Regions from separate parts of the Homo sapiens genome. Here regions 2, 3 and 4 are each linked to region 1. Evidence: chromatin loops called from intact Hi-C (ENCODE). Cell type or tissue: OCI-LY7. All regions are shown on one strand. Links, peaks and the distances in the headings refer to the core of each region. The heading gives the core; the rest is flanking DNA.

What was found. A loop is a pair of places that touch in the nucleus more often than their neighbours do. Peaks named below come from ENCODE experiments on the same cell type or tissue, not always from the same donor. Only the 100,000 strongest peaks of a DNase experiment are listed, where the experiment ranks them.
Region 2: a loop joins it to region 1, with 9 times the contacts of the local background. A loop is called at or near these places in 73 of 110 quality-filtered maps.
Region 3: a loop joins it to region 1, with 5 times the contacts of the local background. A loop is called at or near these places in 20 of 110 quality-filtered maps.
Region 4: a loop joins it to region 1, with 7 times the contacts of the local background. A loop is called at or near these places in 25 of 110 quality-filtered maps.

The regions. Positions count from the first base shown.
Region 1 is chr14:102,521,323-102,526,958 of GRCh38, forward strand. It overlaps LOC105370680 (a long non-coding RNA gene), which reads left to right. Exons shown (of 4, transcript XR_944239.2): 2 at 3,939-4,086. Among named protein-coding and RNA genes, the nearest start is that of ANKRD9, 14 kb to the left of the region's middle. RefSeq lists a silencer at 3,221-3,520. In OCI-LY7, for the core only: CTCF peaks have their summits at 3,320 (motif pointing right) and 3,524; DNase peaks (open chromatin) are centred at 3,449 and 4,199; H3K4me3 peaks cover 1,770 bases; H3K27ac peaks cover 1,130 bases.
Region 2 is chr14:102,587,073-102,592,708 of GRCh38, forward strand. RCOR1 (REST corepressor 1) reads left to right here and starts at 5,577. Exons shown (of 12, transcript NM_015156.4): 1 at 5,577-5,636. RefSeq lists enhancers at 3,849-3,898, 4,180-4,995 and a silencer at 4,574-5,636. In OCI-LY7, for the core only: CTCF peaks have their summits at 3,679 and 3,879; DNase peaks (open chromatin) are centred at 3,689, 4,469, 5,049, 5,429 and 1 weaker place; H3K4me3 peaks cover 1,870 bases; H3K27ac peaks cover 2,006 bases.
Region 3 is chr14:102,898,890-102,903,889 of GRCh38, forward strand. TRAF3 (TNF receptor associated factor 3) reads left to right here. Exons shown (of 12, transcript NM_145725.3): 11 at 4,366-4,540. Among named protein-coding and RNA genes, the nearest start is that of AMN, 21 kb to the right of the region's middle. RefSeq lists enhancers at 1,295-1,796, 1,797-2,296, 2,615-3,044. In OCI-LY7, for the core only: no CTCF peak of the experiment used is centred there; DNase peaks (open chromatin) are centred at 2,592 and 2,982; H3K4me3 peaks cover 1,491 bases; H3K27ac peaks cover 1,420 bases.
Region 4 is chr14:102,914,763-102,920,398 of GRCh38, forward strand. No RefSeq gene overlaps it. Among named protein-coding and RNA genes, the nearest start is that of AMN, 5.1 kb to the right of the region's middle. RefSeq lists enhancers at 1-353, 1,948-2,087 and a silencer at 1-10. In OCI-LY7, for the core only: a CTCF peak has its summit at 3,289 (motif pointing left); a DNase peak (open chromatin) is centred at 3,279.

The DNA of each region.
Region 1 (5,636 bases), core at 374-5,373:
GTCTCGATCTCCTGACTTCGTGATCCGCCTGCCTCGGCCTCCCAAAGTGCTGGGATTACAGGCGTGAGCCACCACGCCCGGCCCAAACTCATATCTTTAAAAGCTTTCTTTCTTTCTTTCTTTCTTTTTTTTTTTTTTTTTTTTGAGATGGAGTCTCACTCTGTTGCCTGGTCTGGAGTGCAGTGGTGCGATCTCGGCTCACTGCAACCTCTGCCTGCCAGGTTTAAGCTATTCTCCAGCCTCAGCCTCCTGAGTAGCTGGGATTACAGGCGTTCACCACTGCATCCAGCTAATTTTTCTATTTTTAGTAAAGACGGGATTTCACCATGTTGGCCAGGCTGATCTCGAACCCCTGACCTCAGGTGATCCACCTGCCTCAGCCTCCCAAAGTGCTGGGATGGATTACAGGCATGAGCCACTGCACTCAGCCTTTTTTTTTTTTTTCTTTTTTTTTTTTTGAGACGGAGTCTCGCTCTGTCACCCAGGCTGGAGTGCAGTGGTGTGATCTTGGCTCACCGCAACCTCCACCTCCCAGGTTCAAGCCATTCTTCTGCCTCAGCCTCCCAAGTAGCTGGTACTACAGGTGTGCGCCACCACGCCTGGCTTTTTTGTTTATTTTTGTTTTTATTTTTTGAGATGGAGTCTCCCTCTGTCACCCAGGTTGGAGTGCAGTGGCGTGATCTCGGTTCACTGCAAGCTCCACCTCCCAGGTTCACGCCATTCTCCTGCCTCAGCCTCAGGTGTCCACCACCATGCCCGGGTAATTTTTTGTATTTTTAGTAGAGACAGGGTTTCACCGTGTTAGCCAGGATGGTCTTGATCTCCTGACCTCATGATCTGCCCATCTTGGCCTCCCAAAGTGCTGGGATTACAGGCGTGAGCCACTGCGCCCAGCCCTTTTTTTTTTTTTTAAGTGGAGACGGGGTTTCACCATATTGGCCAGGCTGGACTCAAACTCCTGACCTCGTGATTCGCCCACCTCGGCCTCCCAACGTTCTGGGATTACAGGTGTGAGCCACCATGCCCAGCTGCATTTTATTTCTTTAGTCAACATCCATAGCAGCATTATTCATAATACCCTCAAAATGGAAAGGCATATCCATTAACTGGTGAATAGATGTATAAAGTGTGGGATTTCCATACAATGGAAATTATTCAGCAATAATTATTCTCGCCATCTGCCCAGGCTTGTCTCAAGTGACCCACCTGCCTCAGCCTCCCAAAGTGCTGGGATTACAGGTGTGAGCCACCACTCATGGCCTACATCAATAAAACTCTTAGAGAAGGCCAGGTGTGGGTGGCTCACACCTGGAATCCCAGCACTTTGGGAGGTTAAGACAGGAGGATCACTTGAGCCCAAGAGTTCCAGGCCAGCCTGAGAAACATGGCAAAACCTCTTCTCTACAAAAATTTTAAAAATTAGCCAGGCATAGTGGCACGTGCCTGTGGTCCCAGCTACTCGGAAGGCTGAGGTGGGAGGACCGCTTGAGCCCAGGAGTTTGAGGCTTCAGTGAGCTGTGATCACACCACTGCACTCCAGCCTGGGTGACAGAGGGAGACTCTATCTCAAAAACAGAAAAAAAGGGCCAGGCGTTGTGATTCACGCCTGTAATCCTAGCACTTTGGGAGGCTGAAGCTGGTGGATCACGTGAGGTCAGGAGTTTGAGACCAGCCTGGACAACATGGTGAAACCCCGTCTCTACTAAAAAGTACCAAAAAATTAGCTGGGTGTGGTGGTGGGTGCCTGTAATCCCAACTACTCGAGAGGCTGAGGCAGAATTGCCTGAGCCCAGGAGGCAGTGAGCCACTTCCCTCCAGCATAGGTGAAAGAGTGAAACTCTGTCAAAAAAAAAGAAAAAGAAAAGAAAAGAAAGGAAGGAAGGGTTCGCAGAGGTTGCAGTGAGCCACTTCACTCCAGCCTGGGTGAAAGAGTGAAACTCTGTCAAAAAGAAAGGAAAGAGGAGGGGAAGGGAGAAGGAGGAAGGAAGAGAGAAAGAAAAAAAGAGCCAGAGCTTGAGCTAAGCCTTCAGATGGGCTGTGGCAGGAAGGAAGGAAGGAGGGAGAAAGAAAAAAAGAGCCAGAGCTTGGGCTAAGCCTTCAGATGGGCTGTGGCTGGAAGGAAGGAAGGAAGGAAAGGAGAAAGAAAAAAAGAGACGGGAGGGAGGGAGGGAGGAAGGAAGGAAGGAAGGAAGGAAGGAAGGAAGGAAGGAAGAAAGAAAGAGAAAAAAAGAGCCAGAGCTTGCGTTAAGCCTTCAGATGGGCTGTGGCTCAGCTGAGACCCGGTCAATGCTGGAGGCAGCCCTGAACCTTCCCGGTTTCAGCCCCCAAACCCTTGGGGCCTGTGTGTGGTCCCAGGGCCCCGGATACGCGAGCCTGGATGTGTGGCGCCGAGTTGTTTACAGAAAACTCTCCGTGAGGGAACGAGGCCTATTTTCAATGATAAATGCCCCAAATCACAAGTAGTTCAACCCCCAAGTCTGAATTCTCCCAAACTGGAGAAATCGGCTTATTTCCAATAACAAGCTCCAGGCTCAGGGGAGGCCAGCCCAGCCGCGCAGGTGAAGCTGCAATTAGTGCAGGGCAATTAGGGACGCTCCCCGTTCGGGTGGGGCCTGGCCCACGGCGGCGCTTCGGGAGGGAAAGGCAGAGAGGGTGTGCGCCAGCCCCAGCCGCCCACGAACCGCTGGGAGCAGACCCCTCTCTCTGGCCTGGAGGGGACACGGTGCCACTGACTTGAGCCTGGAACCAAAGGGCGGGGTACCCATGCACCCCTGTGCTGAGAGATTCGCTGAGAGCCGCGCAGAGGGCCCCAGAGTCCAAACAGGACACCCAGGATTGAGGCGAGGTTAGGAAACGCACAGTACCTGAGGTCCTCACTTTCAGGGCTCCCTGAGTGATGAAAGGGGGGCTGGGAGAAGGCAGAGGCTGCCCGGGAGAGAAGAGCAGCTTTGGGGGGTTCTGGGTCCCCGCACCCCACCCCGCACTAACCAACTCCCCCAGCCCCAGATAGAAGGGGAGCTGGGCAGGTTCTGGGGGGTCAGCCCCAGGCAGGACCGCTCCCCAACACCCTTCCCTTGGTTACCCTCAGGTATGGAGTCCAGAGTGGAGTCAGCCATGCTCAGACCTTGACCCCCTTTTTTTAAATTTAATTTTTAGTAGAGATAGGGGGTCTCACTATGTTGCCCAGGCTAGCCTCAAACTCCCAATCTCAAGCGATCCTCCCCCCTTGGCTTCCAAAGTGCTGAGATTACGGATCTGAGCCTCCACGCCTGCCCTGAGCCTCGCCCTGCGGCTGCCTGGGCTCCTCCCCGCCTCCGCCCCGGACCACCAGGGGGCGCTGTGAAGCCTGAGACTGGCCGGGCTTCACCTTGGACCCGCCAGGAGTCCCTGCAGGAGTTGGGAGCCCCGCCAGCCACAGCTACTTCCCCGACCCTCCCGGCTTCCCACCGCTGATTGGACCAGGCATGGGCATCTGACTGAGGGGAGCCTATCCATAGGCTGGCCAGTGATCTATCAGGGCTGGCCTAGTGAGAACACGGCCAATCAGATGCTTTCCTGGAACCCGGGGCCAAAGCTGCCCCAGGGGAGTGTGGTAGCCGCAGGCAGAAGGGCTAGCCCGGAGACAGGAGGGGGAGGTCCGAGGAGGGGATCCCGGCGAGGGAGACGCGGGGCGAGTGGCCTGGGCTCCTCCTTGGCTTGACCCAGCTTAGACTTTCTCAAACCGAAGTCATTCTCGCTGGCTCCTGGCGACTCTCATCCTGTCCGCTGTCACCCTTTCGTGATTGACCTGAAATCACTTCGTCACTGCAGCCGCACCCTAAGCATTCATCTCATATCTGTGATGTTTGCTGTGCTCCTTATGTTTGCTCTAATATGGGTTAAACCAAATTCAACACCATCAAAATAATGTTCTTCCATTTGCACACCCACTTTCACAGTAGCAGCGTTCCCAACAGCCAAAAGGTGGGAGCAGCCCACGGGTCCACGGACGGGTGAAGGGGTGAGCAAACAGTCTATACGGACAGTGGAGAGCTCTTTAACCGCAGAAAGAAGGAAATTCTGCATATGCTGCAACATGGATGAAAGGTGAACCCTGACATTATGCGGAGTGCAATAAGCTAGTCACAAAAAGACAAATACTGTAGGATTCCACTTACATTCTGTGTCCAGAGTAGTCAAATTCAGAGAGACAGGAAGTAGAATAGTGGTTGCCAGGGGCTGGGAGGAGCCGTGAATGGGGAGGTATTGTTTAATGGGTATGGAGTTTCGGCTTAGATTGAACTGTACGCTTTTTTTTTCCTTCCTTCCTTCCTTCCTTCCTTCCTTCCTTCCTTCCTTCCTTCCTTCCTCCCTCCCTGCCTCCTTTCTTCTTTCCTTCCTTCTTTCTTTTCCTTCCTTCCTTCCTCTTTTTCTCTTTCCCTCTTTCCCTCCTTTTTCTCTTTCTCTTTCCTTCCTTTCTTTCTTTTTCTTTCTTTCTTCCTTTCTTTCTCTTTCTTTTTCTTTCTCTTTCATTCGTTTGTTCCCTCCCTTTCCTTCCTTCCTTTCTTTCTCTTTCTTTATTTTTCTTTTCTTTCTTTCCATTCCTCCCTTCCTCCTTCTTTCCCCTGACCATGGCAAAGACGTGAACTGTACACTTAAGCATGGTTTAAACGGTAAGTGTTATGTGATGTGCGTTTTACCACCATGTTTGAAAAAGGTTCTTCTGTGCACCCCAGAACCCATCCTGCGTGGGGATCCACAGAGCGCCCAGCCCAGCCTCTGCATGGCATGACCAAGAGCATTTGCTCACCGGGGGGCTCACCGTGGCCTGAGCTAGGGCAAAAGTACCAAGCCAGGATGGCCCTACCCAGCCAGAGCCGGAGACTGAGGGGTCAAACTGGGGTACTTTCCTCGTCTGCAAGGAGAACTCATAGCAGTCCTCTTTAAGGTTCTTTTTTTTTTTTTTTTTGAGACCATGACTCACTCTGTCACCCAGCCTGGAGTGTAGTAGCGCCATCTCAGCTCACTGCAACCTCTGCCTCCCGGGTTCAAGCGATTCTCCTGCCTCTGCCTCAGCCTCTTGAGTAGCTGGGACTATAGGCATGCACCACCATGCCCAGCTAATTTTAGTATTTTTGGTAGATACTGGGATTCACCATGTTGGTCAGGCTGGTCTTGAACTCCTGACCTCAGGTGATCTGCCCGCCTTGGCTTCCCAAAGTGCTGGGATTACAGGCATGAGCCAACGCGCCCGGCCCCTCTTTAAGGCTCTCAAGGGCCCTGTCTGCCAAGGAAGAAAATGCCATCCCAACCCCCAGCCCCACCCCCACTTCCATACACACGTTGGCCTTAGTGGGGACTAAAAGCAGAGAGGAAATGGAGGCTTAGAGAGGTCGAGTGACATGCCCAAGGTCACACAGCCACAACCGGAAGCCAGCAATTCCAATGGCAAAATCCATACTCTCTCTAAAACTTTGCTTCTGAACTACAAGAATGAGAGCCTGGCGAGTGCAGGCTAGGTTGAGGAGAAGCCACCGGACAGACACAGAACACCTTCCGGCGCACCAGCCTTCCGTGGCCATTTGGAGTGGGAGGTGCAAAATTGAGCAAATGCATAAAACCTAACTTTTGCATCACACAAGGATTCCCATGTTGCA
Region 2 (5,636 bases), core at 627-5,626, 66 kb after region 1:
TGCATGAGTTTCTTGGCCTTTTTTTTTTTTGAGACAGGAGTCTCGCTCTGTTACCCAGGCTGCAATGGGGGGCGATATTGGCTCACTGCAACCTCTGCCTCCCAGGTTCAAGTGATGCTCCTGCCTCAGCCTCCAGGTAGCTGAGATTACAGGCACCCACCACCGCGCCTGGCTAATCTTTTTTTTTTTTTTTTTTTTTGAGACGGAGTCTCACTCTGTTGCCAGGCTAGAGTGCTGTGGCGTGATCTCCGCTCACTGCAACTTCCGACTACCTGGTTCAAGAGATTATCCTGCCTCAGCCACCCCATAGCTGGGATTACAGGAATGCACCACCATACCCAGCTAATTTTTGTATTGTTAGTAGAGATGGGGTTCACCATGTTGGCCAGGATGGCCTTGATCTTCTGACCTCGTGATCTGCCCGCTTTGGCCTCCCAAAGTGCTGGGATTACAGGCGTAAGCCACCGCATCCAGCCACAGCTAATCTTTTTTTTGTTTGTTTTTTTGAGACGGAGTTTTTGCTCGTTGCCCAGGCTGGAGTGCAATGGCGCAATCTCTGCTCACTGCAACCTCCGCCTCCTGTATTCATGTGATTCTCCTGCCTCAGCCTCCCGAGTAGCTGGGATTACAGGAGCCTGCCACCATCTGCAGCAAAATTTTTATCTGTAGGAGAGACGCGGTTTCTCCATGTTGGTTAGGCTGGTCTCGAACTCCCGACCTCAGGTGATCCATCCGCTTCAGCCTCCCAAAGTGCTGGGATTACAGGCGTAAGCCACCATGCTCACCCACACAAGTTTTAATTTTTATGAATTCCAATTTTTCTCTTTTGTTCCTTATCCTTTTGGCATCGTAATCAAGAAGACTTTGCCTACCTCATGGTCACAGAGATTTAGGTTTTCATCTGACAGTTTTATAGTTTTACAATTAGGTCTTACAATTAGGTCTACGATTTACTTGCTTAGTTATTAACATATTAAGTAACAAGTTCTAGCAGTGGGTCTAATAACTTCTGTGATTTTGGAGACGAGTATACGTGCTATTTTGAGGCTGGGCGCGGTGGCTCATGCCTGTAATCCCAGCACTTTGGGAGGCCAAGGTGGGCGGATCACGACGTCAGGAGTTCGACACCAGTCTGGCCAACATGGTGAAACCCCATCTCTACTAAAAACACAAAAATTAGCTGGGCGTGGTGGTGGGTGCCTGTGATCCCAGCTACTCAGAGCCTGAGGGAGGAAAATAGTTGGAACCCGGGAGGTTGCACTGAGCTGAGATCATGCCACTGCACTCCAGCCTGGGCGACAGAACAAGACTCTGTCTCAAAAAATAAAATAAAAATAAAATAAATAAATAAATGCTATTTTGAGATATTTCCAGTGACTGCAATGTGTTGAGATGGAATATCACCTACATTCATAAGTGAAGAAAATGCTGGATTTTGGTTAAAGGTTGATTTTTTTTTTGAGACAGGGGTCTTGCTGGAGGCCTCAAAGTACCTGGGATTATAAGTGAGTGCCACCGCACTTGGTGTTAAAGGTTAATTTAAATAAAGATGTATTTACCAGCTCTGGTTCATGGTCTCCAGAATTCTATCCATGGATTCCAGGTTCAGAACTCTTAGGATGGCTAAAATTCCAGCCTGAAGTCTCAGTTTTCCAATAGTCCTTTGGGGGCTTGAAACCTCCCAGGAATGGCTTTAGGGTGTTTTCCTGACACTTCCCAGCCCTGGCCCATACCCTGCCCTCTGCCTGGCTCCATTCTTGGGAAAGGAATTCCTTGCCAAACAGAATTTTCTAACAAGCCCAAATATAGTAATAATAATAATTAGCAGCAGGAAGAACTATAAACACTGGGGTAGGAAAGCCTGTACCCGTCTCTCCTTTTCCTGATCCCTTCCCTTCATTCCTGAACTGAAGGAGACGGAGCCCCTTTGGGCTTTGATGACTCCATCACTGGGGTATGTTCATTTGATGGTTGATTTTGCTGTACCAGGTACTTCCTTTCCCATTTTCTAATCATTTTATAACACATGCTGACTCTTTTCCCTTCCCTTTTTCTGGGAAAATACAATGAATACAAAATTATAAACACTGTATGTTTAGCATCAGACCAAGCATGTTGCAGACACCCTTGCCCCTGGCCGTCCCAGAATCCCTGGGGCAACTCTGGCCTTGGTTAAGAGGCTCCATAGCTCCTGGCTTAGCTGTGCCCCGGCTCCTCCCCTCATATCATGCCTGATCCTAGGAAGATATTTCACTTCTGGGTGCCTCAGCTTTCTCATCTATAAGGGTGGGGTATGAGATGGTCATGGTCATAGTTTTTGTTTTTTTTTAGGGTGGGGGGACGAGATGGTCATAGGGTCACAGTTTTTTTTTTTGTTTTTGTTTTATACAGACGGGATCTCGCTATGTCACCGGGCGCCATGGCTCAAGCCTGTAATCCCAGCACTTTGGAAGTCCGAGGCGGGCGGATCACGAGGCCAGGAGTTCAAGACCAGCCTGGCCAATATGGTGAAACCCCGTCTCTACTAAAAATACAAAAATTAGCCGGGTGTAGTGGCGGGTGCCTGTAATCTTAGCTACTCGGGAGGCTGAGGCAGAGGTTGCAGTGAGCCCAGATCGTGCCACTGGACTCCAGCCTGGGCGACAGAGTGAGACTCTGGATAAAAAAAAAATTAATGAAAGGAAAAAGGCAAGGAGGAATCCCAACGATGACAGGTTGAAAGCTGCAGAGGAGACTGATGGGGAGTGACCTGTGAGGTAGCAGGACCAGGTGAACTGGAATCCCCAGGTCCAGATAAGTGAGGGTTTCCAGGAGGAGGAGTGGTCGACTCAGCTGCTGCTGAGAAGCTCAGCGAGACCAAGAAGTGACCCCCGGATTGGGCAGCGGAGAGGTTGTAGGTTACCTTAGCAGCAGTTAAGGGGTGGGGACACAGCCCTGCTGGATGGGGTGATGAGAGGCTGGGACGGGAAGGGGTGGAGGAGGTGAGTGTAGGGAAGTCTACAGAAATGTCTGAAGGGAGGGAGAAATGGCCAGAGGCAGGAGAGGGTTTGGGGGCAGGAGTCGGTCCAGAGTGAGGCTGATGGCACAGAAAAGCCTCGAGGGGAGGGCAGCGGGATGGGGTCCTAGGCCTGAGGAGGACGTGAGTACCCGACAGGGAAGTTTGTCTGTTTGGGTACTGGGAGAGGAGAAAGATCCTGAAGGCTTTCGTTTTTCTCTGAAGAATGAGGTAAGGCCACGGGCTAGGAGCCCAGGCAGAAGGGGCTGTGGGAGGTGTAAGGAGAGGGGAGCAGGCATGAGGTCTCACTTTCAGAGTGGGAGTCTCACCGAAAAACATGATAGGGCTGCCGGCTTTGTGGATGCGTTAGAAGTGTGGGATCACAAATTCCCAATCCCAGGGCTGTGTGTGGAGCCCTCTCCCCAAGCGATGGGAAGGCGAGTGTCCTTAACGTTGGGGTTCCCTATGCTGGAAGGATGGACTCTATTACAGTCCATCAGGCCAGGAGGTAGGTACTGTTTCCTGTATTTTACGGTTGGTAAATCTGAGAGCTTCAGGCCAATACAGTATCGGTGTAGCATTAGGGTCAGACAAAATAGAACAGGGCCCGGCACATATTAAGTGTTAATATTCGTTGGAAAAAAAAAAAAAAGAATGCTTGTCAAGTCCACTGCTGCGCCCCTACTGGTAGCCCAGCCTGGCCTCAGCCTTGGGGGCTGGTGGGTGGAGAGGGCGGCCTTGTGTGCTCTGCTATCCCTATTGCCTTAATGACCCAGTATCACCTTTGTGCCCTTGTAGGTTGATCCTTCTAGTCTCGTGGCAGAACTTTGTAGACACCAAGCGAGCGGGGCAGCGTGTTCTGGACCTCATTCCTCACACAGGGCTCACCTCCGGATGAGTCAGAGGCCTTAGCCGGTGGCCCAGCCCCGGGAATGCCACCCCGGTTCTGTACCCTGCCCAGGCCAGCTGACAGGGTGTATTGGGGCACACACCTGCAGCATCCAGGGCACTCCAAGGAGAGGGACGTACTTTTGAGGAGAGTCTAAAAGTCTAAGTCCCCCACCTGAACTTGGTGGGGGAAGGGCTTCTATACCAGGAGGGCTCCCAGCCCTGTTTCTTAAAGGCCATTTAGGCAGAAGTGAACGTGGTCTCTTCAATAAAGTTAATAATGGTTCATGCTGCAGAAAATGTTCAAGACAAAACCCTGCTTATTTACTCAGGCTTTAAAACCATAAAACTCCCAAATTCTCCCTGTAGCTATTTATATCCAGAGCTAGTCCCCAAATTAAGCTCAGGTTTGAAGTAACTTAAAAGAAAAATAGCCTTCCCTGCTTTAAAAAGATTTTCCGTATAGACCTCCACTGGTCTAATTACGAAGGGCGCGTAGTTTCAGGGTTGGCTGGGGGTAGGGCACCGGGACCTCCAAGGCAGTTACACTCCTCAGCCTCCTAACAGCTGTACGGCTGCCCGGTGGTCCCTCTCCAAGGCAGCGGCTCTCAGGCTAGCCTCAGCCTACCCCACCCGCCCGCACCCCGTGTTCTCCCTCGTGGGGGTGCCGGGGGGAGTAGGGAGGCGGGGCGGGCGGCAGGTCCGGAAAAGTGGCTGCCCTCGCCCCGAAAGAAGTTGACCCTCCTCCCGTGCCGAGAGCTTGGGATGAAAATAGCTTCTTCCTCTTTACCCTTCCTGGACCCCCGCCCCAGGACGACTGGGCCCCTTCATTCATCTTTCAGCGGCCACCCAGGCGGCTTGGGCGTCCCCACGCCGGGACTCTGTGCCCCGGGGACCCACGGGGACCCTCCCTTGGGCCTCTGAAGCCGCGGCGCACCCCGCACCCAAGCCACCCCGGGGGCCCCGGCCTCCCCCACCCAATTAGCGGGCAGCACCGCAGACCCGAGTCCCCACGCAGCTCGCGCCAGGGGAGGCGGCCGCCTGGGAAGCCCGTCCCCCGCGCCGCGGCCCCCGCCCCCGCCAGCCCCGCGTCCCCTGGGAAAGGCGGGGGCGCAGCGAGTTTCCCCCAATTAGTTTCCTCTTTGTATGGAGTCTTAGCGCGCCCGTACTCCTCCGCGCAGCGGAAAGTAGTCCCGGCCGGGCGCTCCGCGGCTTCCCAGCGCCAGACACATTTTACTTTGAGAAGTCGACGGGACTCTCAGCGGGGTCCTTCAGATGGGGGGCCAGAGGCTGCGGGAGGCGTGCGCGGGCAGCAAGGGCAGGGGCCGCGGCCAAGGGTAGGGGGCGGGGAGGGCCGCGAACTCCTCGCCGCTGCCTGGAGAGATGGATCATGGGGCGTAGGGAGATGGCAAACCTCAAACCACGTACGGCGGGCGATACGCGTCAACCGAACCTCGCCAACGGAAGCCCGGAGCCGCCCCTCCCCGCTCCCCCGCCCCGCCGCCCCGGACGGACGGGCGCGCGGAGCCAACCCCGCTGCCGCTGGCTGTCCAAATCCCACCAGAGCCAATGGGAGCGCGAGGGGGGGCGGAGCCATCTCGCGTCAGTTGGGCTGCGCGCCCCCCTCCCCCGGCGCCCCTGCAGGCCCCGCCCCTGCCTCCTCCCCTCTCCGCTCGCTGCTCCCGGAGTAGTTGGTGCCAGTGAAGTGAGGGCGGCGATGAGAGCGAAAGTTGCGCTCGGCTCGTCGCTGGGG
Region 3 (5,000 bases), core at 1-5,000, 380 kb after region 1:
TGCCAAGGGCAGAGAAGTGAGGATGGAGTGGTGACGGCAGCGGTCAGTGTCCCTTGACCTGTGACGAGTAGAAGGTGATGGCGCACCTGCCTCTTCCCCACAGGAGGCTGGGCGTGGCGGAGAGCAGGTTGTGTTTAGGGAAGGGACTCAGAGCAGGCTGCCCGCGCCTGATTCCCCTGAGTGCAGGGACACGGCTCTGCCTGAAACATGTGAAAACTCTTCTCCATGTGACCTGTTGAGCAGGCGTGGTCTACACAGAAGGTCCTTCCAACCGTGTGGTTTTTTGAAAGGGGAAATTCAGTGTTACCTTTGGGACCACTGTGGGGTTGGTGGTCTTTGGCCAGGAGGATTCTGCACTGTCCATCCTCAGGAAATGCTGATTGAAAGCCTTCTGATGCCCAGAGGTGCTGGCTGTGTGGGAGCTGCACGGGGCCAGGCCATCCCTCTGCTGCTGCAGGCCCCGCCTACCCTCTTGAGCAGCAGCCCAGCTCAGCCGTGTTCCCCACTGTTTCATCCTCAGAGCCCTTCCTGTTGCCCCAGGAAGGGTTTATCGTAAAATCTTACTGTGGCCCAGAAAACCTCTGTGCCTGGCCACCGGTCACCTTCCCAGCTTCGCCCCACTCCCTGCGCTAAAGTGGACCCGCTCATTGTTCCTTGACAAGCTCCATGCTGCTGCACAGATGTCTTTTTCTCCTGCTTCCCTTCCTGGCCAGCTCCAGGCACTCCTCCAGCCATGTTTGTGGACCAGCTAGGTGATGAGGGCACACGTCACTTGGGGTCTTCTTCTTTCTTCCTTGTCTGATTCTCCAGTAGACCCTAAAGCCCTGGTGATGGCGGGAGTCGAAGCACAGAGGGCCCGATGGCCTGGCTGTGGCAGTGGGGGTGCAGGCAGGGGGTCAAGGAGTGGAATTCAAGAGTGTCTTTGCTTTTTTGCCTGTCCGGGGAACGATGAGTTCTTAATATTTTACTTCTTAAATATCCTGTTTTTCTTTATTAAGAAGACAGCCAGGCCGGATGCAGTGGCTCACATCTGTAATCCCAGCACTTTGGGAGGCCGAGGCGGGCGGATCATGAGGTCAGGAGATCGAGACCATCCTGGCTAACACGGTGAAACCCCGTCTCTACTAAAAATACAAAAAATTAGCCAGGTGCGGTGGTGGGCGCCTGTAGTCCCAGCTACTCGGGAGGCTGAGGCAGGAGAATGGTGTGAACCCGGGAGGCGGAACTTGCAGTGAGCCGAGATAGCGCCGCTGCAGTCAGGCGTGGGAGAAAGAGCAAGACTCCGTCTCGGAAAAAAAAAAAAAAAAAAAAAAAGACAGCCTAGGCCGGTAGGCCGGACACGGTGGCTCACACCCATATTCCCAGCACTTTGGAAGGCCGAGGCGGGTGGATCACGAGGTCAGGAGTTCAAGACCAGCCTGGCCAAGATGGCGAAACCCCGTCTCTACTAAAAATAGAAAAATTAGCTGGGCGCAGTGGCAGGCATCTGTAATCCCAGCTACTCGGGAGGCTGAGGCAGAAGAATCACTTGAACCCAGGCGGCAGAGGTTGCAGTGAGCAAAGATTGCGCCATTGCACTCGAGACTGGGTGACAGAGCAAGACTGTCTCAAAGAAAAAAAAGAAGATAGCATAGGTGCGAGCATGACCCAGGCTTCTGGTGTCAGTGGACTAGATGAACTGGTGGTTCTTACAGTCAGGGGGTCCACAGGGCACACGTAGAGGAGCACGCACTGGGACAGAAGGCAGGGACGTCCATCCACGCGGCCTTCACTCAGGCTGCCGGCACCACCGGGCTTCTCACAGCGCCGGGCTTGTGTGCCAGGGTCGCAGTGGCCTGAGAGTGAGGCATCACAGCAGGTGACACGGTTGCAGCCCTGGCATGCAAGTGTATAAGGCTCACGGGCTGATGCTCCCTGAAGGCAAACCTTCTGATTTGGATTGTTGATGTGGAGTGCAGTCTGTCTCTTCAGCTCTGTGTCGGAGTCTTTTTTCTGTACAATTCCATACCTGCACTTGAGATTTATTTTTTATAGAAACTGCAGTGACTGAGTGTAGACCGTTCTTCAAGGATGAAATCACGTTTGCTGCGTTTTAGAGAACACTTGATGTGACTCTGCGTTCTGCTTTGAAATGGTGCCATTGATACAGATGAAGTGCCTGTTTTAAAAATAGCCCGAGTTCCCTTGCTGCTCATGGAGACGCCTTTTATTTAGTCGTGCTGGTCTGTGCATGCGGTGCACGCATGTTGTGTGTTCCTGACTCGGGGGCCCCTGCTGTGTGGGGGAGTCCTTGCTGGAGACTCCCCGTTCTGTGCTTGAGGTCAGGCGTGCCCTTGCGTAGCACAATCGCGGGGAGGGGTGGCTCGGTGCCATCCCCCTCTTAACCTCGGGGGCCTGAGGCTCAGCGTGAGGCGCAGCTTGTCTTGGGCCACCCTGCCTGGGACTCATGCTTCATTTCGGGGTTTGCTAAGTTACAAAGGGCGTCTCTCAGACCTCTGTTGATCAGGTTTTCATTAACTTTCCCCTGCCACTCGCGAGCACCCCTGCCAGCTCAGTGTGCGTGTTAGAAGGTGGAGATGCGAGAGGCTTCCGGTGCTCACTAGAGGAGCCGTGTATTTGGATGTTCAGTGTCGTCAGTGGTATTGTCCCCCAGCAAATAGACTTGGTGAGCTAATTAAATATCCTTCTGAACATGTATGATTGTGTAAAATAAAGGGACAGTGACAGTGTCAGTTTAAAGGGACAGTGACAGTGGAAAGAGGTGTTCTTTAGAGAAATTATCCTTACTTTTTAGAGGTTAACTAATATCATGTTTCTTGGAAAGAACAGGAAGAATAACACTGCTTTTACGCCCAAAAAGCCACCCAGACCTGTCATGTTTGTGTCTTTGTGGTTAATAACAGCCAGCAAAGGTGCTGAAACCTAGATGTTTAAAAATAGACTTCCAAAAGGAGAAGTGAATTCAGGGGGCCCTGGGGCCCGCCCCTCGAGCACCCGGTGTGGCCCTCAGCTTGTGAGGTGGCTCAGTCATTCCACAGCTGCATTGAGCACTGAACTCTCCAGCCATCACAAGCTGCTTGAAAATGCACATCATTTTTTGAAGTGAAAACCCTTTAAGTCCCTGGCTTCATCTCACAGGTGGACACTCCAGCCCCTTAACACAGACTGGGCCACCAGGGCGGAGTACAGCTCCCACCCCTCCAGGTAGTGACAAATATGAGCAGCCTGTGTGTTTTGGGAAAGGGCTTTCTGAATTAGTTAAATGAAGTAGCATAAAGTCAGGCCTGGTTACTGGCAGCCTCGTGTGTTCGTGGCAGGGTTTCTGCGTTCCTGCCTCCCTCGCTGGGGCCTGGCAGCCTGAGTGTGGAGCTGGAGGGGGAAGACCCCTGCGTCTGCAGCATCGGCCCACTGGGTTTCACCTAGGGCCTGAGGACATGCCTTGGGGCCCTTTCCTGCCACCATCCAGGTGGGAGGGGTCTGAGGAGTGGGAGTCTTCTCCTGGGACCCTGGGGTCGTTCTGGGGAACCCCCTGCAGCCACAGAGACAGGACTGTGCTTCTGCCCCAGACCCAGCAGCAGGGTAGGAGGCCTTTAGACGTTCCAAGGGAAGATGAGGCCACATGGGCATGATTCTGGCATCCTAAACCTGAGACCCTGTGGCAGCCATGCAGGGCCACCTGTCCCGTGGGACCTGCACTTACAGGGGTGAGGCCTCTCTGGGAAGCAGGGACCCTCTGTATTATGGCCCCCGAGGTATACGAGGGCTGCAGAGGAGATGTCCATGGGAGCCTTGTGGCCCCGCACAGGTGCTGTGGCCTGGGAGAAGAGCTGGGAGGGACACATGGGAGTGTGAGGGTGAGGTCGGATCCTGGTATCTGAACAGGAGAGCTGGTGGGGTTGGCTGATGCCAGGGTGTGGGTGTGTGAGAAACAGGCGGGCAGGCGGCACCAGTGCCACTGTGAAACAGGGAAGCCTGCTGTGGGCAGCAGAAGCATGAGCTGCTGCCTGCCCCAGAGACAGTGGAGACCTCTCCCCTGGTCTTCTGAACACTTGCCACCTGTCACTTTGCTTTCCTGATGGCTCTCTGTTGACAAAGCAAGCTGACTTAGTGGAGCCTCCTGTTGTTTTCTTCCATGTGGCTTCATGTCACCTCGAGTGCTCCCTGCCGGCACAAGCACTTGATCCCAGGGAGCTCCCAGGAGGCCTGATGCAGAGCCCCACTCCTGGAGTCAGAGCCGCGGGTGGCAGGCCTCATACAGGGGCCTCTGACTGTTCTGCTCCTAGCCTGTCTGTATTTGATGGAAGGTGGTGCAGCATTTTCCGAGTCCTAACTGTGTTTTGCTTTTTAACACCTTTGGTTTGGAAGCGAGTGATAGACAGCCAAGCAGAGAAACTGAAGGAGCTTGACAAGGAGATCCGGCCCTTCCGGCAGAACTGGGAGGAAGCAGACAGCATGAAGAGCAGCGTGGAGTCCCTCCAGAACCGCGTGACCGAGCTGGAGAGCGTGGACAAGAGCGCGGGGCAAGTGGCTCGGAACACAGGTGAGGCAGGGGCCGGGGCCGGGCCAGCAGTGTGCATCTGGGCCCCGGGCGAGTGCTGGGGCGGGGTCCGTGGGATGAGGGCTATGTTAGGTACATGTGCCTTAGGACAGTTTTTTCTAATTATGGGTAACACGCAGAGGTGTGATGACTTTCCTACTGAAAGTCCCCCAGCAAAGACAAACGTTTCCCGCGCAGGCTTGTCCCCTCCGTGTGAGGCCCTACATGGTGTAGAAAGTAGGGGCAGCTGCAGCCACGGGAAGCTGCAAAGCCCTCCTGGGAGAGACTGGCCGCAGGGTGACCCACAGGACAGGCCCAAGCGCAGATGGCAGAGGCCAGGACCTGCTGGTCGGGGCGCCCCAGACCCCACTCCTAAGGGCCAGGGGGCAGCAGTCCCACCGCGCTCTGCCAGCATGTTTCTGATCCACAAGCAGATGTGGGCCTATGGCTTTGGGGACTGAAA
Region 4 (5,636 bases), core at 358-5,357, 390 kb after region 1:
ATGATGCTGGCGTCCACCCGAGAGGCCACATGGAAAGCACTCGACATGGACAGGACATCGCCCACAGGAAAAACCCCTGCAAGGGACCTTGGACCTTGGGGAAGGCGGCTGTGCCCTCCCGGGCTGGGCCTTGCACCCTGGCCTGCAGCCATTCGGCTCGGAGGACTCCCGGCACCCACAGGCACTTGGCTCCCGCCACTTCCCTGGCCCCTGTGGCACTTGGGGCTCCACAGCTCTCCGACTCCCTGCTGAGGGTTGAGCCGTTTGCAAGCATGTGTCCCCATGTGTGCTTGAGGGCCGGGGGCACCTGTGCATATGGTCAAGGGCCTTCTGTGCACACATGGCACCTGCAGTGTGGTCCCAGCCGTTCCTCAGCACCCGTGGGCCCAGCTCCATCTCGGGCGGCCTGCTTGGCGCAGCTCTCGCTGGTCACCTCGTGCCGGGTGACTGCTCTCCATCAGCTGTGCCCGGGCTCCACATACATAGCCCGGGTCACATCCACTCACGTCCTGGTCCAGCCAGCCTTGCGGGGACTCTGCCCAAGGAGGGACAGTAAGGGTTTTTGAGTACCAAGTCAGTGACCCTGACTGCCAGCAGCGGCTCCTCTTGACCCGGAGGCCGGTGAACACCTGACAACATTTCCCTCCATACAGCGCAGGGGCAGGGGCAGATTAACCCTCCGTGCGGAAGGAGGAGTGGAGGTGGAGGCGGGACAGTGGCTGGCCCCTGGTCCAAGTCTTGCAGAGCCCTCCCCATCTGGGGTGGGGTTGAAGCAAGTCACTCAGGGGCAGCTTCCTAGCTGGTGCTCCCGAGACCCTCAGCTCCCCAACACCCTGATGTCCTCCTCCTTCCTCCCATTGTCCATGGATGGAGAAGGGACCAACGGTTCCTCCGGGGCTGAGCTCTCGTCTCCTGGTGCTCCTGCTTCCCTACCCCCCAACCCCCAGGCCAGGGCTGCAGCCTGAAGGGGCACTGGGTCCCTGCGCCCTGTGAGATGGGCGCTGCCACCCTTGCTCTGCAGGTGACGAATGGAGGCGAAGTGAATTGCAGTGTCATATGGCATTTGAGTCCTAGACAGCGCCCAGGACTGGTCCGACCACCGCTAGATGCCACCAGGGGGGCTCTGCCTGTCCCCCACCCCAGCAGACAGCAGGCCCAGCCCCATCCAAGCTAGGTGGAGACCCCTGGTCCATACCCTCCTGGGCTTCCCTCTGAGTTGTATCCAACCCACCCAGCAACAGCTGCTCTCAGCAAGCCTCCTGGCCTCACCTGCACTCTCTTCCCTCCTCTCCTGCCTCTTGCCTTCCTTTTTTTGTGAGACAGATCTTGCTCTCTCGCCCAGGCTGGAGTGCTGTGGCGCAAGCTCAGCTCCCTGCAACCTCTGCCTCCTGGGTTCCAACAAATCTCCTGCCTCAGCCTCCCAAGTAGCTGGGATTACAGGCACCCATCACCACGCCCAGCTAATTTTTATATTTTTAGTAGAGATGGGGTTTCACCATGTTGGCCACGCTGATCTCGAACTCCTGACCTCAGGTGATCTGCCTGCCTTGGCCTCCCAAAGTGCTGGGATTACAGGTGTGAGCCACTGTGCCCAGCCACCTTCCTTTAAAAACAAAAACAAAAAACCCCAAAAACCTGAGGTCTTGCTCTGAGGCCCAGGCTGGGGTAATCGCAGTTCACTGCAGCTTCAACCTCCTGGGCTCAAGCAATTCTTCCTCAGCCTCTGCGGCGCCGGGACCACAGGCATGAGCCACTGCACCGGGTGTTCTTGGCTCCCTCGAAGCATCCCTCATGTTCCCGTCTCAAGGCCTTGGCGGGCTCTTTCCCTGTCTTGCTGATGTCCCAGGCCCACCCCACCTTTTCCCTGGCCCTGCCATGTGCAGGAGGCAGGGCTGTCACTCTTGCTGCCTCCACACCTCAGGGGAGGCTGTGAGCCAGCGTGGCCAGTCAGAGCACAGCAACCTCAGGCTACAGGAACTGGTGCAGAGTTGGAGACAGGAACCAATCAGAGACCTCACTGAGACCCTCCTGCCATGGCCTGGTCAAGGAGGTGGTGAGTCTCACTCTCCCAAGACACCTTCCCTGCCACGTGGAGAAGGCCGTGCACACGGAAACCAACACAGGAGGGCCGCCAGCCATAGCGGAGACAGACACAGGGACCAAGAGACTGAGACAGCCTCTAGATGCTGAAGCCTGCGCTGAAGCAGTTGGGCCGTGAGAGGTTCTTCTTACTGGAGGAAACTCCGGGGCTTTGCATTTCTCCACGTCCCTGCTGAGGTTCTGAGCCATTTGCAAGTTTGTGCCCTCATGTGTGCCTGAGGGCCGGGGGCACCTGTGCATATGCTCAAGGGCTTTCTGTGCACACATGGCACCTGCAGTGCGGTCGCAGCCATTCCTCAGCTCACATCTTTGCATGTGAGTGGTTCTGGTACCGCTTGTCTGCCCAGCGCCCTGGTGCCTATCTGCTGCCTCATGTGAGCTCGCTGGGCCACCCTCTGACTGCTGGACCCACCTCCAGAGGCCACTCAGGGCAAGAGAGATGGATCCCAATACCCCACCCAGCCAGCCCCAGCCCCCTATGGTCTGCCACCTTCAATTCAACCTCCTCACTGTGGCTGCAGCTGTGATCTCATCCTTCCTGTCTCATTTTAATGCCACCTTTTTCAGGAAGCCTCCCCTGACCAGGAAGCCAAGTGGCCTCACTACCCTCTCCACACAGCACAATCTAGGAATGGCCTGCCCAGGTGGAGCAGCAGTAGTCAAAGAGGCTCCATTGCTGCCCCAAGTCCTGGCCGTCCAGCACTCTGGACTCCCCTGAGGCCCCACCATCAGGAGAGGGAGCCCCAGCCTCTGGGCCCTTTCAGTCCTGGCTGTGGCCCTGAGCACCAGGGGTGAAGTTTGCTGAGCCTCACCTGGCCCTCTGCATTTATGGTGGCGGTGGGGATGGGGGGCAGAGCCAGACACTCAGGGGTGAAGCCCAACGCAGCCCTGTCAGTCAAACTGCCTCCTTCCCACTGAGAAGCAAGACAAGGGGCAAAACAGTTGTGACCCCCAAGTATCCTGTTTGTTCCTGGTTGAGGACATGTGAGTCCAGCAAGGGGCAGCCAAACTCCAGGACCGTGAGGACCCACCCTCCCCGTCCTAGGCTGGGCCAGCACCACAGAGCCACTGAGCGCAGGGACCTCTGCTCAAGGCGATCCCTCCAAGGTAAGGGGCAATGCTGGTGGCATCAGAGATGTCGAGGCAAGGCGCCCACCCGGGACACAAAAAGAGGCAGAGCTCCCCCCAGTGGCGGCTCCTTCCTCCCCGGATGCAGCATATCACTCATGAAAGAAGCAAATACCAGGCCAAGCAAAGGGGTGCTCATGGCAGAGTCTGCAGATGAGGGGTGGGGGTGCAGGAAACAGCAGGATGGCCTGGAGGGTGGAAGGCCCTGGAAGTCTCCAAGACTGAGTAGTTTCCCTTTCACCTTCAGTCCTCTGCCTACATACCCACCTCCACCATCCTTCCTGCACCCTTCCCTAGTCACTCATCCACCATCCTGCCATTGGAACCCAGTGTAACCATCCACCATTCTCCCCCTTCCATCAGCTACAACCAGTGTCTCCCCAATCCACAAGGCACACCATCCATCTCTCCACCAGTAATCCCCTAATGACCAATTCACCACCCTCCCAGAAACTCATCTCCCCATCATCAAATCATCCAAACATCATGCACAATCCATTTGCTGTTCATCTTTCTACCTCTCTGCTTCCCAACACCCACAAATCCATCCTCCATTCACTCACCACCCAGCCATTCCAACGTGCATGATGCAGATCCAAGCATGCACTGCAGACCCATTCCCCCAACCCCCATCAATCATCCATCCATCACCTAGCGCACATTCATTCACAATTTATCCACCATGCTCTGTCCACCCACCCATTGATTTATATCCAGTAACTCCTGTACTCTTATCCATCTACCTACTGTCTCTCTACTTACTACTATCCATTCACACATCATCTAAAATTCATTCACCATTATTCATCCACCATCAATCCATCCCTCCACCATTTGGTCTTGTCCACCATCCATCTACATCCAAAATCCACAACTTTTTCTCACCCACCGTGCATTGCAACAACTATCCATACATACACATCTGTTCAACAGCTACGATTTCTCTTTCACCCATCAACCATCCACTATGCAACCATGATTCATTTTGCCACCGTCCGCCCTTTCCCTCGTTCTCCTTTATTCAACTACCATCTACCATCCATCAACCATCCTTCCATAATCACTCTTCTATCCATCCATCCACCAATAACATTCACCATCTGTGAGCTGCCATCCATACACTTACCCATTCACCATCCACAATCAACTATCTACTCTTTTTTTTTTTTTTTTTTTTTTTTTTTTTAATAGAGTCTCACTCTGTCGCCCAGGCTGGAGTGGAGTGGCACAATCTCGGCTCACTGCAACCTCTGCCTCCCAGGTTGAAGCAATTCGGCCCCAGCCTCCCAAGTAGTTGGGATTACAAATGTGCACCATCACATTTGGCTCATTTTTGTATTTTTAGTAGAGACAAGGTTTCACCATGTTGTCCATGCTGGTCTTGAACTCCTGACCTCAAGTGATACTCCATCCTCAGCCTCCCAAAATGCTGGGGTTACAGGCGTGAGCCACCGCGCCCAGCCAACTATCTGCTTTCATCTACCATCCGTCATCTGTCTGTTGATCAACTGTCCTTCTACAAAATACTATATCAACCCACCACCCATCATCCACCATTCATAACGCACCACCCATCTATCCCCATTCACCATCCACCATCACCTTCCATCTACCTACCATCCACCATCCACCATTCATAACACACCACCCATCATCCCCATTCACCATCCACCATCACCTTCCATCCATCTACCATCCATCATCCACCACCCATCTATCCCCATTCACCATCCACCATCACCTTCCATCCATCCACCATCCATCATCCACCATCCATCTATCCCCATTCACCATCCACCATCACCTTCCATCCATCCACCATCCATCATCCAACATCCATCTATCCCCATTCACCATCCACCATCACCTTCCATCCATCCACCATCCATCATCCAACATCCATCTATCCCCATTCACCATCCACCATCACCTTCCATCCATCTCCCATCCATCATCCACCATCCATCTATCCCCATTCACCATCCACCATCACCTTCCATCCATCTACCATCCATCATCCACCATCCATCCCCATTCACCATCCACCATCACCTTCCATCCATCCACCATCCATCATCCAACATCCATCTATCCCCATTCACCATCCACCATCACCTTCCATCCATCCACCATCCATCATCCACCATTCATAACGCACCACCCATCTATCCCAATTCACCATCCACCATCACCTTCCATCCATCTACCACTCATTCATTCACCATTCATTTATCCACCGTCCATTCATGCATACATCCACCATCCATCTATCCACCATTCATCCATCCACCATCCACTCCCACTATCCATCCATCCACCATCTATCCATCCACACATTCACCATCCACCCATCCACAACCTACCATCCATTCATCCACCATTCACTCATCCACCATCCATTCTCCACC